Regions from separate parts of the Homo sapiens genome. Here region 2 is linked to region 1. The links are chromatin contacts, found by Hi-C or POLR2A ChIA-PET in ENCODE. All regions are on one chromosome and are shown on one strand. The core of a region is the stretch at or near the end of the contact, and the rest is flanking DNA. Distances in the headings are between cores, read along the strand shown.

Evidence for each region. A loop is a pair of places that touch in the nucleus more often than their neighbours do. ChIA-PET counts read pairs that join two places held with the same protein, here RNA polymerase II (POLR2A). Pooled maps may share reads with other maps.
Region 2: a map of ovary shows a loop between it and region 1 (3-fold over the local background). The contact joins two enhancer-like sites. A Hi-C loop is called at or near these places in 1 of 168 maps with a recorded cell type or tissue (ovary) and 1 of 50 pooled maps. POLR2A ChIA-PET finds 5 or more read pairs at or near these places in 1 of 52 experiments (WTC11).

What each region holds. Positions count from the first base shown.
Region 1 is chr19:31,904,676-31,908,834 of GRCh38, forward strand. All of the region lies in intron 12 of LINC01837 (long intergenic non-protein coding RNA 1837), which reads right to left. Among named protein-coding and RNA genes, the nearest start is that of LINC01533, 120 kb to the right of the region's middle. Within about 2 kb of position 2,072, at least 9 of the 41 ENCODE cell types and tissues checked have a DNase peak (open chromatin) inside an H3K27ac peak, as active enhancers do.
Region 2 is chr19:31,960,929-31,964,538 of GRCh38, forward strand. The region is part of intron 6 of LINC01837 (long intergenic non-protein coding RNA 1837); the gene reads right to left. Among named protein-coding and RNA genes, the nearest start is that of LINC01533, 63 kb to the right of the region's middle. RefSeq lists an enhancer at 867-2,060. Within about 2 kb of position 1,708, at least 3 of the 41 ENCODE cell types and tissues checked have a DNase peak (open chromatin) inside an H3K27ac peak, as active enhancers do.

The DNA.
Region 1 (4,159 bases), core at 822-3,321:
GTTTCCTTTTTATGGCTGCATAGTATTCCATGGTGTATATGTACCACATTTTCTTTATCCAGTCTATCACTGATGGACATTTGGGTTGATTCCATGTCTTTGCTATTGTGAATAGTGCTGTGATGAACTTACATGTGCATGTATCTTTAAAATTGAATGATTTATATTCCTTTGAGTATATACTCAGTAATGGGATTGCTGGAAACAGAAAACCAAACACTGCATGTTCTCATCTATAAGCGGGAGCTGAACAATGAGAACACATAGACACAGGGAGGGAAACAACACACACTGGGGCCTGTCAGGGAAGGGGTGGGGCAGGAGGAGGGAGAGCATCAGGATAAATAGCTAATGCATGCTGGGCTTAATACGTAGGTGATAAGTTGATAGGTGTAGCAAACCACCATGGTACACATTTACCTATGTAACAAACCTGCACTTCCTGCACATGTATCCCGGAACTTAAAATTAAATCAAATTAAAAAATGTTTTAAAGTGAAACAGGACCCAAAGAGAACAAACAGAAGAGCTCTAACTTTGCCCAGAACAAAGGGGGAAGATGTTATGTTAAAGGGGCCCTGCAGCATGATCAGTATTTACATACTGATCATGTTACATACATAACAGGCTGTGGGATGTGGGGATAGGACTCAAAAGCTGGGTTTGGCAGGTTTAAGGATGCTATGAAGTTTGGATGTTAATTTGTCTTTCCCAAACTTCTGTCATTTAGACACTATCCCATTATCTTTGCCAAACCCATGCATTTCCTATCATGTTATCAACTTAATAGCTCCCTTTCAATTTTTACATGAACACACTTGTGCTCATTGCCATATCACAGCAGTAATATCTGTCAATGTACATGTTTAATGTGCTAGGTGAACACTTTTCTAATACACATGAAAATTAATTTAAAAAAAATTTTTTTGAGATGAGACCTCGCTCTGTCACTCAGGCTGGAGTGCAGTGTTACCTCGACTCACTGCAACCTCCACCTGCCAGGTTCAAGCAATTCTCCTGTCTCAGCCTCCTGAGTAGCTGGGATTACAGGCATCCGCCACCACGCCCAGCTAATTTTTGTATTTTTAGTACAGACAGGGTTTCACCATATTGGCCAGGCTGGTCTCGAACTCCTGACCTCAAGTGATCCACCCGCCTCAGCCTCCCAAAGTGCTGGGATTACAGGCGTGAGCCATCGCGCCTGGCCAAAAATTAACTTATAACTATAAAGTGTTCCTTTGTATCCCACTGAAAATCCTATTGTGTTCATCCATGGTAAATGGGCCCCACAGGGCAAGGGGAGCCACTGGGAAGGGTTTGGAGGGAAAGAATGATGTAATTAGCATGTTCTCTTTTCTGGTAGCCCATGTAAAAAATACCAGTTAGGAAGTTATTTCGATTGCACCCAGGTGTCTTTTCCTGACCTGGGGACAGAGGAGTGGGGATGAGAAGGAGAAGTGAACTCTATAGGGACACTCAGGGCTGGTTCCCTAGAAGGGAAGTGTGGGGCCAAGGAGATAGGAAGGAGTCCAGAATTTTGAAACCCAGATGCAGAAAGCCCTTGAAGCTCAGGAACTTCCCTCAGTTTTCACTGATTAACTGAAAAGCGGAAGTTAACATAAATTAAACCTGGAGTAAACATAAACTCTGGGTCACTTCTTTGGAAAATGAAAGTAAATGCATAAAGTTATTTACATCTTTATGTTTAAAAACTATCTAAGGGAAATTGGCTTCTGAAACACCATGTGTTTTCACTCATCAAAGACCTATTTAGGGACATGACCACATCCGGAAAGCATTTGTAAAGCATTAAGATATTACCGAAAAATGGGTTAAGAACAGGACAAACAAGTTACAAAAGGAGAGCTACAACTTGCCAAGAAAATATGAAGAAATACTAAGGCTCACCAAAAAAAAACTCTTGTCAAATAAAGCAACGTGTTACTATTTTCAACGATCAAATGAGCAACTTTTATGACTGTGTTAGTTATTAGGGCCTTCACCAGCTATTTCCAGCTCTCCCTTAAGGACTCACAAAGGACTCCGCCTCCTGGCTCTGTCTGGGTGGATGGGGCCACGTGATTCGTTTTAGACAATGAAGTCTGAGCGGAAGTGACATTTGTCACTTCTGGGCTAGATGGCTTAGTTGCCAGTTGGAGATGCCCCAGAGCTTTCTTTCCTCCTGCAACAGTGACCAAGCAACATTCCAGATGGTGGCTGCTCAAGCAGGGGTCCCAAGGTGATGGACGCCTGGAGCAAAGCCCAGCTGATGCAGGATGGACATGGAGTTTGAGTGGAGGGTGAACTTGGGATGTCACAAGCCACTAAAAATGGGGGTCGTTAATAACCCTACCAACGGATTCAATGGCAGGGGTCAATGCTGGCAAGGGGAAAATACAACAGGAATGGAATGCACATTCCTCTAACTCATGTTAAAAATGGTTACCCCCTTTGACCCAAAAATTCCACTTATGGGGATCAATCCAAAAATGTAAAAATGCAAACAAAATATGGAAAAAGCTTTATGGTGAAGGGATAGACTAATGACCAAAAGCATGGCCTTTAAGGCTGGGCACGGTGGCTCATGCCTGTAATCCCAGGACTTTGGGAGGCCGAGGTGGGCAGATCACCTGAGGTCGGGAGTTCAAGACCAGCCTGGCCAATGTGGCAAAACCCTGTCTCTACCAAAAATACAAAAATTAGCCAGGCATGATGGCAGGTGCCTGTGATCCCAGCTACTCGGGAGGCTGAGGTAGGAGAATCGCTTGAACCCGTGAGGCGGAGGTTGCAGTGAGCTGAGATCGCGCCATTGCACTCCAGCCTGGGCGACCGAGCAAGGCTCCATCTCAAAAACAAACAAACACGCAAACAAACAAAAAAGCATGGCCTTTGTCAAACTGCTATCCATTTGAATTCTGGAATTGCCCCTTACCACCTATGTAGGTGATTCGTAGCCTTGGGTGATTTGTTTAACTGTCTAAACCTTAGTTTCTTTATCTGTAAGATGGGGGAGATATTTCTTTACCTCATAGTGTTACTGTAAGAATAAATTAGATGCTGTATGTACAAACCTTAATGAGGCTAGCTGTGTGACTAGTATCACACACACACACACACACACACACACACACACACTAACACATCTCAATGTTACTTTCTTAGTCCAACAAGAGAAAACTTGGATGCAACCCAGTAAGCCACAAAAAGGACTAATAAGGGATAGTAAACCCACGAGATGGAAAATGTTTATGTGATAATACTAATTTTAAAATCATAAGACAAAATTGATTACACAATATAATCACAATTATGGAAAAATAATGAATAGAAACATAATGAGCAGAAATATATCAAGATCATAATGAGTTGTGTTTGAAACATAAAATTATTGTTTTTTTTCTACTTCTCTGTTTTCCAAATTTCTTAAAGTGAGGCACATGTGTGGACCCTGAAAGGAGACTTCTCTAGTTTTGAAGCCTAGGCCTCCCACCTCTCAGCTGTGTGACCCTGGGCAACTTACATAAGTTCTCTGGACAGGGTTCCCCACTTGCGAAATGGAAATCACAATGTTGTTTCAGTAATGAATTAGATAATCCCTGTAAAGTTATAAGTATAACGCCTGGAACAGAGTAAGCAGTCAATAATTATTATCTATTTTTGTTGCCATTATCATTGTATGTTCCTTTTGTAATGTGGGAAAGAACGGTATTTCACAATCTATGATAAAGCTTTTAATAACAGAAGGTTGTCTGTAGCAAATACAATGCTCTTCACTTGGGAAGTTCACAGTCCAGGAAAGATAACAAGGCAAAAGACAAGCAGTTCAGGGCTACAGAGAAAAGCAGAAAGCACTCACCCCCAGGTCGGGACAAAAGAGATGGCCTAAATGCTGTCCCAAGAAAGGCACTTGGCTTGGAGCCTCCACATCCCCAAGGTCAGGGCCATCTTGTCGGGACGCATGCAGAACTCTCTCACTGACAGCTGCCCCTGCAGCAGCTGGCTCACCCCCATGATAGATGAGAATTACAGCCATTTTCAAGAGACCAACAGAAGGTGGGCCGTGTCCTGATAAGCTATAACAACAGTAGTAAAGTTCTAAGGAGACCAGAGGGTCCCCACAACCACACACTTCCTGCAGCTGTGGCTGCTGTAATTATGG
Region 2 (3,610 bases), core at 458-2,957, 56 kb after region 1:
AGGGAAAAAATATTTTGTTACCCTGACCCCCGTAACCTGTAGCCACTGATCCTCATGCAAAATCTAGATGCCATGGACAGCACAGTGTAGAGGGAGGATGGTGGTGGAAGGGCTGAAGAGGGCGTCAGGAACTGGGGTGCTTTTTTTATAATTCTCCAAATAATATCACCAAGCTGCCGGATAATTTCTCAGATAATCCTAGCATGTCCACCTGTCATTGCTCCGACCCTCTGCTACTGTTGTTTTGCAAGAATGCTTCTCCTTTTTGTTCAAGGGTCCCTTGAGAAATTGCCACATTCCCTGCTTGCTTTCCAAGCCTCTCTTTTTTGCAGCTAAAACAGGCCAGGCAGCTCACTCTTCAGGGTCTGCCTGAGAGGCACCCCGACCTGCTGTCCCCATGCCATGGCAGCCAGACAGGACAAGGCTCCCCAGAGAGCCTTCCAGCCCCTCCTCCCTTCTTCTGTGCACCATGGAGTCCTCATTCAACATGTCTCTATGTGACCAAAACCCCTCCCTGTTCTCAGTAGTGATGGGGAGAGGGATGCTGGGTGAAGGAGAGAGAGAGAGCCCAGGCTATGGGGAAATTTGCTGAGACACCGCAGGGGATTCCATGTGCGGTTGGCTTCGCATGTTCAGTACTTTTTGAGTGTTTAGCTATTTTAGTTCCAAATAAAGAAACCTTCAGTGCCGGTCAGGAGGTAGAGCTCACAGAAGTAGAAGACTACTGTTTGAGCTGCAAATTTGCAGTGTCGTTCTGCAAAGTATTACATACATCATTTCCTGGTGCAGAGGAATATTGAGCTATTTCAGTGAAGCCAAAAAGGAAAGACCAAAATCATGCAATTTTCCTGACCTAGACAGAACTACGGACGGAATACAGAAATAGCAAATGCTAAAATGAATGTTCTTACAAGATCTGTCTATATAAACATAGAATCCACATATCCCAAGTGTATGCAATGTGAACTCAACATCAGCATGCATGCACACTAGTTAAAGTCATAAACCCAGTCACACAAAACATTCCTACCAGATGATTCCATCTTGCCAGACCTATAGGAGTATTCCTAAATTAGGTTGGTGTGAATGTGTTTGTATATTTATTATTAAAATACTTACTGTTCTGCCTTTTGAAGTAGATGGACAAATGATTTAGGAGTGTAAATAGACTAGAAACAAAATTAATGCAAATAATGTGTTGATTTTTTTTTAGCTTGATTAGCCAAGCCAATGGAAAATTCTAGAAAACGTATACAATTATTTTAACTGTCACAGGCTGGCAATTGTAATTGACATGATTTGTACGAGATGCAGTGTAATAACTGAATATATTAAAAAAAAATCTCATGCCTTGATTACCAGGAGAACATTACTAGTGCCACAATATTATTAACAACACAATTATCGTGGCATCCCCAGGATACGCTCTTAGCACTTCAATGCATTAGTGAACCTTTGCTAACGAAGAAAAAATTAAAGTACAGCAAATTTCAAAGCACCAGTTGTACCCAATATCATTAAAAATTTATAAAACTTCCCCTGAACATGACAAGTGTTTGGTTTAAATGAAGATCAGCCACAAGGAGAAAGCAGAAATCTTGTTATTCTTTGTCTCCTTTCTTAGCCTCCCTCTCTCCCTCTCTCTTTTCCCCAAACCTCCCCCAACCAGCACCACCTCAATCCAGCTGAAATATGTAACCATTACAGAGTGACAGCTTGACACACAATGACCCGTCAGAACATTCATCTCGCAATGTTTTATTTTAGTGAGGAGCCAAACTGCAGAAAAAATAAGCAAGTTGTTTCAAGGCTTGGAAGGAGATCAAACATTTCTGGCATCCCCACTTACCAGACCTTTGATTTACAATGGACTTGTCAGAGCCCGATTAGACAGTGTGTGCTTAAAAACCTACAGAGGCTCCTCCATGCCCCAGCCCACCACCATTTCCCCCACCAACAGCATGCCTTTGTTCCCCGGAACCAGCAAGGCAGGCTAAACAGAGACTTTGCACCCTTGCAAGAGGACCAGGGACCACGTAAAAGCCAAATAGGCTGCAATTAAATTCTTCTTGCCAAGGTGAAAAAAGAAAGAGAGGGTCAGAGATGTGGGGGAGACAGGCACAGAGAGAGGCAAGAGAAAGGAGAGAAAAAGAGAGGATGAGAGGAGAGAAAAGGGATGAAGGGAGAGGAGAAGGTACAAGCTGAGTTCCTTCTGCTAGTCTCTTTACCTCTCCTTCCAAGTCAAAAGTTATCATCTTCCCCAAAAAAAAAAAAAAAAATACCCTGCCATTCCTACCACCAGTGAGCTTTCTCAACCTTATTCAAACGAGAACACTCAGCTTACAAAAAAAATGAATTGGACCAAAAGTGCAGGTGTGTAAAATATGTTCACGGTATTACGATTTTTGCTAGTAATTACAACTATGAAAATGGCTGGAAATATATTGTTTCAATTTGTATGGAGAACAATTGCAGGGAGAGAGAGAGCAGTGTGATCTGTGCCTGGCATTGGAATGTATAATTCCTTAACCCTATATGGCAGCATGGGGCTTGCTGGAGCAAATTATGAATACATGTGTTTGGAGAGTCTGAATAGTAAATTTGGGTTTTGCACATCCATAACAATGCAATCTGACAAGTGTGATTTATGGAATATTAAGTTAATACAGTATTATGAAATTAGCTTAATGTACTAAAGCTGTAATTTTAAAGTGAAAAACAATGCAACCAGATGTAAACAATATCAACATTAGCATTTTGTGAAAGCTGAAACCAACTCACTCAAAATGCGTCTGTAGAGTCATGGAGTTACCTCGCCCAACCAGGCCCAAGTTGTTGAAAGTTTCAGACACCAGAATAAAATTCCCTACTCAGTAGGTACAGCTGCTTTCTCTCCACCCAAAGCCTGCTGTGCCCGCTGCAATATTATTAACCACACCACCCCCACCCCTTGGGGGAAATCATCAGAAATTATTCTGAGCTCTTCAGACTAGAGGAACTGGTGATAACTCTGCAGGCTGAGCTCAAAGGGCCTCCCTCCTGGCACTGCCTGCCTCACCCACAATAACCCTGGAGTTGAACTCTGAGGAGAAAGAGCTTGGTGCCAGATGCAATCCCAGGAACTCAGGGTTTCAAGCCTGCAATGAAAGGAACTCCAAGGCCAAGCAAACCGTGTCGATGTAAAACAGCAAATCTAGCAGCGTAGTCCTAAGACTCCTCAGAGGGGAGGCCTACCAAAGCCACAGAGACTTATGACATAAAAGAGAACTAGAAACCTTTGGGCTACATCAGGATAAGCCATCCTGAAGCGCAGTGTGGCTGCGTGCGGGCCAGCCCAAGATGACAGAAACCGGTGAGCATGCACACAGTGGGCTTCCCCTGGGCTCTGCTATCAAGGACTACAGGCCAAGGGGATGGATTTGGGCCAGATGAAGGTTCCCCACTGTCCCCTAACCCTCTCCCCAATCCCATTTCACCTCTCATCTCCCAAGGACAGAGGATTTATTGGAACAGTGCCTCCACCGCAGACAGATGTCTGAAACTCCAGGACAGAAGGGAATGTTATGGTGCTTGAACAGTGTGAAGAACCCATTAGAAAATATTTCCTTGG